2 separate regions of the Mus musculus genome follow, and region 1 is linked to region 2. A link is a contact called in ENCODE POLR2A ChIA-PET data. All regions are on one chromosome and are shown on one strand. The core of a region is the stretch at or near the end of the contact, and the rest is flanking DNA. Distances in the headings are between cores, read along the strand shown. Region 1 overlaps Jdp2 (Jun dimerization protein 2). Region 2 has its middle 18 kb from the start of Fos.

Evidence for each region. ChIA-PET counts read pairs that join two places held with the same protein, here RNA polymerase II (POLR2A).
Region 1: POLR2A ChIA-PET joins it to region 2 with 10 read pairs in embryonic stem cell. The contact joins two enhancer-like sites. POLR2A ChIA-PET finds 5 or more read pairs at or near these places in 3 of 5 experiments (Patski and embryonic stem cell).

What each region holds. Positions count from the first base shown.
Region 1 is chr12:85,614,443-85,619,666 of GRCm38, reverse strand. The region is part of intron 2 of Jdp2 (Jun dimerization protein 2); the gene reads right to left. Among named protein-coding and RNA genes, the nearest start is that of Jdp2, 18 kb to the right of the region's middle. Within about 2 kb of position 2,069, at least 1 of the 3 ENCODE cell types and tissues checked has a DNase peak (open chromatin) inside an H3K27ac peak, as active enhancers do.
Region 2 is chr12:85,489,349-85,494,657 of GRCm38, reverse strand. No RefSeq gene overlaps it. Among named protein-coding and RNA genes, the nearest start is that of Fos, 18 kb to the right of the region's middle. Within about 2 kb of position 2,402, at least 1 of the 3 ENCODE cell types and tissues checked has a DNase peak (open chromatin) inside an H3K27ac peak, as active enhancers do.

The DNA.
Region 1 (5,224 bases), core at 820-3,319, 130 kb before region 2:
GACAGATCCAGGTCGCGCATGCTTTACTAAGTGCCCGAGGGCAGGCGGATCCTTGCAAGAAGCTGGAAGTAAATTAGAAGAAAAATGTGGTTTTAGATTCTTGTCAGTCATTTCTCAGATAGGAACTTGCCAGGCAGGGCTGGAAGACAAATTCACCTAACAGCATCCAAATCCTGATGGCTTATTGCCTGAAGGAGCCCTGGACCCCACCCTTTGCAAAGTCAGCTTGGAAGGAACCCAGGATGGCACTTCAAGCCTACTCCTGGCTGCCAGCACACTGGCCTGTGGACCACGCAGTGATGAGCAGCAGTACCAACCAATGGATTCCAGGACGGTTTTAGCAACAAAGGCCCTTTGTCTGTTTGACACCCCAAAAGCTAAATCTAGAAAACGGCAGAATTTCATTCAAGGGCCCCTAACTGTATCAATCCTCGTAATCAGTGGGAATGGCAAGGGATGCTTTGATTGATACAAAGTATCAAACTCAGAGTTAGCTGAGGAAGTGGTAAGGGTTGGACTCTGAACTTACACCAGCAGATCAGTGGGCTGGGAGCTAGGGAGCTAAGCAGATGGGTGGACAGATAACAAAACAAAACAACAACAACAAAAAGCGATGCCCGCCTGCCTCTCTGGGTATTCATCCGCTAAAGACAAGTCTGAGGAAGGCTTATTCTGAAATGTATGCAAAGCAGAACGCCCTGGCACCAGAAATCCTTAGGTTAGGTAACTGTATAGACAGATCTGAATACCAAAAGACAGCTTTCTTTTAAGTAGGATAAAGTCATGCTTACAAGTGAGGCTCTGGCTGGTGGCTTGGTCTTTTTGAGTCTCCATCCTCTGACAACGGATGGTCCTCTCACCTCCCTCACACTGAGGTTGGAGCAGATGAATGCTGACGTCTGCAAAAGCAGCTTACTGACCATCAAGGGCAATATTCAGGAAGCCTCCTGCCCTACACACAGAGACCCGGCTGCTTTCTACCGTGATGAGGGTTTCAACCAATAGACACCAGTTGGGAGCACCTGTCAGTCCCACTCAGACTGCATGAATCAGAACTAGGGATCCAGCTATGTAGCCAGAGTTAGCAGCAGTCACCCAGCATACCCCACTTCCTGGAATTCTGCACAAACTCCTGTCAATGCTGGCTGTTCTCAGACAGCCATTAGCAACAGAAAGGGAGGAGGGAATATTGACCTTCACCAGCCCTGGGCTTTTTTTGACTGCTGTTGGCGCCAAAGGAGGATTTATTTAATTATCCTATTATTTATTTGATTGTCTTTATCTATCTATCTACCTATCTACCTATCTACCTATCTATCTATCTATCTATCTATCTATCTATCTATCTATCTAATCTATCTAATCTATCTAATCTATCTAATCTATCTAATCTATCTACCTATTTATTATGTGCACGGATGTTTTGCCTGCATGCACCGTGTGTGTGCCTGTTGGATCCCCTGGAACAGGGACTAGGAACGACTGTGAGCCACCATGTAGATGCTGGGAATCGAACTTGGGCCCTCTGCAAAACAAGCACCACTTAGCTCTCCCCAGCCCCAGCGGAGGATTTAACAGCCATGGCTGTGGATTCCCAAACACTGCTGCATGCTGGGAGAACTGTTATATGACACCTCCGCAGAACCCTGTGAGACAGACACCGTGCTTTCCAATTTGTATTATTGAGATAAAGTTCACATATAGAACTAATGCACCAAGCGATGTGATTAGTAGCTCTCGTCAGCCTGAGTTGTGTAACTTGCATAACCATAGCCAACTTTATACATTTTTACATTTTTATACATTTTATACTCCCTTCCTGTGACGCCCCAAAGCCCCAGCCCTGCCACAGCTCCTCCCCATTCCTCCTGCCTCCCTAAGGTGACCAGGAGAACAGTTCTAGGTCTACTTGACTATTCTGAGCAGCACACATCACGGGACATTTGATTCTGTGTGACTGGCTGCTTCTCCTCAGTACACCGATGTACAGGCCCTCAGCCTTTTTGTGGTCCAACGGCATTTTGCTACATGGTACGGTTTGCTCAAGAGTGTGCATGCGTGTGAGGAGGCACAAAGTGGACGTTAGACGTCTTCTGAATCGCTCTCCACTCCTTTCATTGAGGCCGAGTCTCCCACTGAACACAGAGCTCACCGACTCTGGATAGTCTAGCTAGCTCCTTGGCTCTGATGATCTCAGGTCTGCCTCCCCAGTGCTGGGATTACAAGCAGCCTCCACCCTGCCTGGGAATTCTGCTTTACCTACCTAGTGGTTCCCCCAGCCCCACGTGGTTTCTTTTCTAATGAGTAGGACCTCCGGTCTTCTGGTAACTGTTATCAGTCTGTTAGAAAGTACTAGACTGTTCTCTAAAAAGGAGGCACCATTTATACTCCCAATAGAAGCCTCTGATGGCCATTGCTCTGCATCCTTGTAATATCTTTTAAATGACAGCCACTTCATGATGACTGGGTGTGATGTGACAGGTCACTTGTTCACAGGTTCAGTTGTCAAGCATCTTCATGGATTGATTAGCCATTTAATTTTTTCTTTGACTAATATCACATGTGTTCTTTCACATGCAAAAAAAATCTCAATTTAAACATAAATATGATATAAAAGGTAAAGGGGTCTGGACAGAGGGGAAAGGACGGAGCCACCAGAAGGGAACAGCACAAGGTGACCATAGGGATGTGAGCGAAGAAAATGATACGGATGTGGGCAGATGTCATAATGAAACCAATTGTTCCTATGTTCCAGTTCAAACGGTTTTAAAAATCGAAAATAAAAATGTTCTTGGAAGAAACATACATTGAGGTCCCTGTTCATTTCTTTAAACTGGGTTGCTTCTTTGTAATACTGAGGTGTAAGTGTGTGTGCCCACATGCTCATGTGTGTATGTGCCTGTGTGTAGGGGAGCATGTGTGTGTGTGTGTGTGTGTGTGTTTGTGTCTAAGAAACTACTAACTAGTCCAAGGACATAAAAATGTGTATCCTGCTTCTTCTAATGATATAATTATCATTTCCTTTTAGAAAAAAATCTTGTTGGTATTTAAGTGTAAAATGAGTCCAGGCTGGTGAATAAGACAGACTTATAACCGGAGACCCCAGTCACTGTGACAAATGTACTTGGGCTGTCATCTCCTCCTTAGCGCCAGCAGCACCAATCAGATCCTGGTCGCTTTTCCCTCTCTTGTTGACAATTTGTTTCTCACCACATTCTTCATTTTCACCTCTAAGGGTGTCTCATGACCTCACTAGAGCTCAGCCCCTTGAGCAGCAGCAGCAGCAGCAGCAACGTGGGCTTCGCTGCACCGTTGCCACAGAACTAGGTTCTTCACTGAGGTTGGGTGGCAGGCAGGGAAGAAGGCTGTAGAGGTCCTACCACCCACAGCAAGCCCACACCCTGGGCTCAATAAGGCGGGACACTGACGCTGCAGAGAACAGCAGCTATCCAGGGCAGCTAAACCCACTCCGGGTGCCCACAGAGCCCCATCTTAATCCATCCACACAGCTTTCCAGGGATTTCCGCTCCAACCTGAAGCCAAGTTGCTCTGTGGGAGCTGTGAGGGGAGAGAGCCTTGAGTGGCTCCATGCTGTCCAGCCTGATGAATTTTACCTGGGAAATAAGTCAGTTTCCCAGCCTAGCATCCATGTTGCCATGGATATGGGGACAGCGAAAGGGATGAAGGCCACTTTACAAGGCTGCTTTAAAACAAAACAAAACAAAAAACAGTGGCCAGTAGGCATCCAGCAGTGACCTGAACACCACAGGAAGAAAGATGAGAGGACACACAGGTGGCAAAGGGCTAGAGCACCTCTTCACCCACAGTGCCTGAAGATGACAGACTCCAGCTGCATCTTTAGGGCAGGAACAGCCAGAAACAGGAAGGTCTGCTGCTTCCCTGCGGCTCAGGTCACAAGCTCCACACATCATGAGACCAGCACCGCCAGGACAGTTGAGTCAGAGCAAACGCATTCATTCCCAGGAGAGGTCACCCCCCCAGCACAGTGCATTCTGCGGTCAAGGCCGTCTTTGTATAGTGTCTCACTTAACCTTCGTATTAGTATTTCTGAGACTGTTTCCTCAATCTACCTACCGCTCAACTTGCCCAAAGTAACACTGGAAAGGAGTGGCATTCCATTTTAAACCCAGACGCATAAACTCAAGTCAAGTGTTCTTCCCAGATCCCAGGAGTAGCCCCTGTGGTTAGGAAGCCAGGAGAGTGTCTGCTCCCTTGACTCCTGGGCACCTCCAAACATTCAGGCTGTTCAGGACTTTCAGGGACAAAGGACTTTCGAGGAAATGAGAGTCCATGAGACAAACTTAATCAATAAATGAACTTGCACAATCAACACTCGGCTGCGTGTCTTCTATTGTATGCCAGGCATCCTGGGAAATCGTTACCTACATTAATTCACTGGATCATATAAACCCTAAGAGAATGACGTAACCATGACCCTCTTAAGGCGTGAAGAAACCACACAAACCACCACCACAAACTTTTCAAAAGCATCTGACTTTTTTCCAAGAAAATTCAGATTCGTCCACATCTTCCATCATCTCTCCAAAGGACTGTGTGTCAGGACAGCAGCTATGACCAGTGTGTTTGTACTAAGGGCTGAACCCAGGACCCTGAGCAGCCTACCACTGAGGTACCCTCGATCCCCAACACCATTTTCAGGAAAAACAAAAACAAAAACTCCACGAGCCTTGTACATGCTCAGGGTTTCATATCAGCTTAGACTCAGGACCACAGAGGCCAACTAATTTAATTGCTTAAAAACAAAATTTAATTGCTTAAAAACAAAATTTCTGGGGCTGTGGGGATACAGCTCTGTCACTAAAGTGCCTGCTTGTCACGAGGACCTGAGACTGACCCCCATAGCATACCCAAAAAGTTGTGCACACCGGCGCATGCTCGTAATTCCAGTGTCAGGAGGAGAAGGAAGATCCGTGAGCTCACTGGTCAGCCAACCTAGCCGCAGTTGAGGCTACAGCTCAACAAGAAACTTGGTCTCAAAAACCAACATGGCTCAGGACTAAGGAAACATGACATCTGAGGGTATCCCCTGGCCTCTGCACACTCACACTTGCGCACGTGTACCTGCTTACATACAAGCACACACGTACATACCCACATTTTAAATAGTCAACTACTTCTGAAAACATGCTCACAAAACTATGGAGCCAAAGTGGAAATTCAAGATTTAAAGATGAACTGGGAG
Region 2 (5,309 bases), core at 1,153-3,652:
TAAATGATTAAGTAAATATTTTTTAAAAAACAAAACAAAAAGCAAAAAGACATTCTTAGGATGCGTGTGTTGCTCACTGGTAGAATGTTTGCCAGGTACATGCAAGGTCCTGGGTTTGAGCCCCATCATTAAAGAAGGGGAAAATTGTCAACAAAATAAGATAATAACAAACAGAATGAGAGAAAATATTTGAAAATCACATATGTATCTGTCAAAGGATTAATATCCAAAATATATAAAGAACTAATTAAAAATAAAGAACCAGCCAGGTGGTGGTGGTGCATACCCGTGGAACAAGTGGACCATGTCACCAGACAGAAGAACCGGTAAGGTTAAGACAGCCTAAACCTGGGACATCTCAGAATTAAGAACAGTAGGCGTGAGGGCAGCTCCCTCCCTGCCAGATCTGGAACCTGCCAGATCTGGAACCTGATCTGGAACACATAACCACGACACCCTACTGAGAGGACCATAACACCCTAGCATGCAAACCTGGGGTTCTCCATGCTAGTGAGGTGTCTAGCTCAACCCTGAGTGTTTAGCCAATGAGCTTCCCTTCCTGGCCATCCCTTCCTGCAAACATCTTTCATCCCTGGTTCACCCCAAGTAAGATGCATGCATTCACACTCACCATCAAATAAGACAGTCTGGGCAAGCAAAGACTGTCTCCTTCACCAGGGACCGCCACTGGGGGCAGGGGAGGAAGGCCTTCATCACAAATAGCTACACCTAAATCTCCCAGAGAAGGCCTTCTCTCTCCTAGCCCTTCTGTACTCTCCGCAATCACTCAGAACCAACCAGAATTCAGCCCTAATCCCAGGCTCCAGGCTCAGCCATCCCCTTCCTGCCCATCGGGCAGGGAAAGCGCAAACCCTCAGACCCTCATTTCCAACTCTCCTCTGTCCCCAGAGGAGACACAGGACGCCAGGAACCACAACCCTGACCCAGCTGTCTCTTTCTCATCCGGTGAAGCCTCCCCTGAACAGAGCCCGCAGCGCTCCAGCACCCCAGAGACAAAGCAGATGCGCAGCCCGACACACACACTCGATTCCAGCACTTGGGAGGCAGAAGCAAGAGAATCTCTGAATCCAAGGGCAGCCTGCTCTACAGAGTGAGTTCCATGATAGCCTAGGCTACACAGAGAAACCTTGTCTCAAAACCCAGGGAAAGGAGGGGGCGGGGAGAGAGAGAGAGAGAGAGAGAGAGAGAGAGAGAGAGAGAGAGAGAGAGCCAAAACCCATAAATCCAGTTCAAAAATTAGGGGGTGGAGAGAAGCAAAGAAGGCTAGGGGTGTAATTCAACAATTACACTTGCCGAGCTTGTGCAAGACTCTGAGTTTTAATGTTCAGCCCCACAAAAGCAAAACAAAAGAAAGGAAAAACACCCCCAAAACACTAATAAACAATGAAAAAAAGTGCAAAGAACTGAATGGAGAAGTCTCCAATGAAAGCTCATGAAAAAGAGCTCAAGGTCACCACTAGGCACCAAGGCCACCTTAACCCATCAAAATGTTCTTGACAAGTTTACTGAGGCCCTAAAGAGGGGACCCTGCAGCAGCTCTGGAAAGCTGTGTGGCCATTCCTCAGAAAAACATAAAAACAATATGTGATGCAGAAATTCTACTTTTTACTTTTTTGTTTTGTTTTTCGAGACAGGGTTTCTCTGTGTAGCCCTGGCTGGCTGTCCTGGAATTTACTTTGTAGACCAGGCTGGCCTGGAACTCAGAAATCCGCCTGCCTCTGCCTCCCGAGTGCTGGGATTAAAGGCATGCACCACCACTGCCCAGCTTAGAGATTCTACTTCTGAACATATACTCAAACGATCTGAGGCAGATCACCTGGCAACGTATCTATCTGCACCCGGGTTAAATATCAACAACATTCACAAAGGGGGAAAAAAAAAAAAGAAGCAACCCGGAGTGTCCATCAACAATAGAAATAAGATGGTGAATACTATTTGTGTGGCTTACCATGACTTTTTAATTGGGGGGGGGGGGGTGTGAAGGGGACAACTACAGAAACGAGGAAGTCATAACGCATTCCTGACTTGAAAATTTTCCAACCTTAAAAGGGAGTACGCAGCGCAAAACAGCAGAGCCTGCTGGAAAAAAAAGGCTCCGTAGCTGAGGGTAGCGTCCAGCCCCAGGATCCTTCTGTTCCAGCAATTCCTCTCCTGAAGTCAGAGGTCCTCAACAGGGTGAGTGAGTTCCTCACAGTGAATGTGCTTGCTCCTCAGCCTTTAGCAAAAGAGCCCCCACACACACACACACTCCCACCCTCCCCCCAACCCCCAGCCCACAAGAATTTTGTCCTTGTCATATCCCAAAATTACCAGAAGGGGGCGCAGCGACTCAATATTAAGGTGGAAATCACAGCACCGCAGCGTAAGCAGCGGGAGAAAGACCTGGAACTGGTTAAGTAGAGCCCACAGCTCCCTGCTCCAATCAGCTCCTTAGTCAGTCAGTCATCCGTCAAGTTAGAATCGAAGCGTTTCCGCAGAAGGGTAGGGGGCATTTTACAGGTCTCAAATGAACTGGTTTGTTCTCCTTCCTTAAACGCCCACTGGGAGCCTGCAACACACCAACAGTGAACAAAAACAGATCCCACCCTCAGCCCCAAAACACACACACACACACACACACACACACACACCATGCTTAGCACCTGAAGACGATGTTAAACAACACTTCAGTGCGCCTCGGTTTTGCCTGTGTCCCATCTTGGGGTCAGATGCAGAATTCTGCATTGAGGCCTCGATGTTTTGGTGGTTTGGGGGGGGGGGGGTGATGGGTTTTTGTTTCTTTTGTTTTTTCTTACCTAACTCAGGCTAGTTTCAAACTTATCTTGTAGTTTGAAGGAGCCTTGAACTTGTGATCCTCTTCCTGCCTCCACCTCTCCAGTTCTGGGATTTCAGACATGTGTCTGTGCCAACAGACCTGCTTGTGTACAGAGTTCGGTTCAAGCCCCCCATCACTAGAAGAAAAAGCCAAGCTAAAGCCAAAAAGAAAGAAAGAAAGAAAAAAAGAAAGAAAGAAAGAAAGAAAGAAAGAAAGAAAGAAAGAAAGAAAGAAAGAGGGAGGGAGGGAGGGAGGGAGGGAGGGACAGAGGGAGAGAGAGAGAGAGAGAGAGAGAGAGAGAGAGAGAGAGAGAGAGAGAGAGAGAGAGAGAAAGGCAGGCAGACACATCACTCTGGGCTGAGGTGGTACACACCATTAATCCCAGCACTCAGGAGGCAGAGGCAGGGAGATATCTGAGTTCCAGACCAGCCTGGTCTACAGACTGAGCTCTAGGACAGCCAAGGCTACAACAGAGAAACCCAATTTCAAAAAACAAAACAAAACACTCAAGTAGTCATTGGAAAGTTAGAGTGAAAACTGTTGACAAAGAATTACAATCATTTTTAACTTTCTGTATATATTCACTATCTGAATTTTCAAAGGGTGTGGTTTTTTTTTTTTTTTTTTTTTTTTGGAAAGAAAGGGCAAGGCAAATTATGCTGTCCTCTATCTTAAAAAAAAAAATCTGCTCTGCTTGATAACATTTTAAAATATCTTCTAAGCATTGCGTGCTCACCAGAAACAACCAAAAAACCAGCCATGAAGAACAGACCAGTGAAGAGAAGAAAAAGACCAGCATTTCCCCTCCAGTGCACAACCAGTATCTGCACCCTCACGGCCTTGAAAGCTGGCTGTGTTGGTTTGTTCGTTTTGATTTTGTGGGGCTTGCTTGCTTGCTTGTCTCCTTCCCACAAAGCTGCTTTGGGGCTTGCTGAAGCCATCCAGCGTCCACCCTGTAGCTGTCACTAGAAATTGGAAGGAGATTTCCAGGTTCCTCTGTGCTCCCCAAACAGCAGCTCCAAAGACGAGTTTGCTTAGCCTCAAACTGTGTCTGGGATCCCCAAAGAATAGCTTGCTTAACGGGAGACCCCTGGCCTTTTTCGGGTTTACCAGACACCCCAGTGTGTTACAGGGGGCAAGAGCTGTCAAGAGTGGGGGGGGTCCATTTTATGATTCCCGATTCATTGTAATTGCAACACTCTAGCACTATATGGTTTTGCAACCGGCTTCCTTCTTCAGAAAGAACTGACAGAAAGACCCAGTCATTTGCATAGCCCAGTTAGTACTTTTCCGTGCATGTAGCTGAAGGGAATTGAGCTGAATGTGGCTCCCACAACTCTCCTTCCCCCACCTCTCTTATAATAGCTGGCAATCAATCCCTGGGTGCCCTCAGTGAAGGCTTGGAATGGCAGCTCTGGGGAGCTGTGCGGGCAGGTTCCTAGCTTACTAGGCCCAAGAGTCCCCCTCCTGGGCCAAGATGTCCCTGGGCCATTCCCACACACAGGCAACAACAATAAGGCTGCCAAGGCCCACCCAGCACACACCCTTAGATGCCGAAGCCCCCCTCCCTCCATGGAAGGAGGGTAGAAGAACCTATGGGTCTTGGCACCCAGCCTCACTAGGTCCACACCCTCAGTTTAGCCCTGCAGCTGAATAGTTCCTAGAGCGAAGAGGCTCACACCTCGTGAGGCCCCATCATTTCTGGTTACTTGAGAAATGACAAATGCTCATGGCCCAGCCCAGTCTTCCCTCACTTCTTCCCACCCCCCAAAAGCTGCTGAGCCTGTCTCATTCTGAGTCCATGAGTCCTGTCTTCCTTAAAACTTGTAGGATTTTTGGAACCCTGTTCATCTTTACAGGGCTTCCCCCTCATTCCTAATGATAATGCCTGACTTTATGCTCCTGAGTCTTTGGAGGCAGATATAATTAGGCCTACCTCACACAGGAGAAACCGATGAGTCTAGGACTTGGAGAGACCTGCTGAAGGTCAACAACTATGGACAGACCGGAGATAACCTAGACCTTGAGGGAACCCAGAAAGGGTGGTGCTGAAGGAAAGCCAGAAGCTGGGACCTTCATTCATATCACCTAGTGCCCTGTAGTGTCTAGTGCGTTTATAAACGACAGCTCAGCTTGCACCCTGGCACAGCCGTGAGTTGGGCAGGTATTTATGTAGAAGAAAACTGGGACAGCAGAGTAAGCCAGCCAAGGCCTCACAGCAAAGGAGTCTGGACTTGAAGCTAGCTCTAAAGCCTGTGCTGTCTCTCCAACCCCCAGCTGCAGAGGACCCCTGTTTTGTGCTTCCTCCTTTCCTGGTTGGCACCCTCCTCCTCGTTCTTCTGAGGCTACTGCAAGCTTCCAGCTTCCTCCTCTCACTCTGGGTGGTGTTTCTCTTGTGAAACTATGCATTGTGCAAAGCCACCTTTGATTAGATCACCCTCTACACCCCACCACCACCACCACCACCACCAAG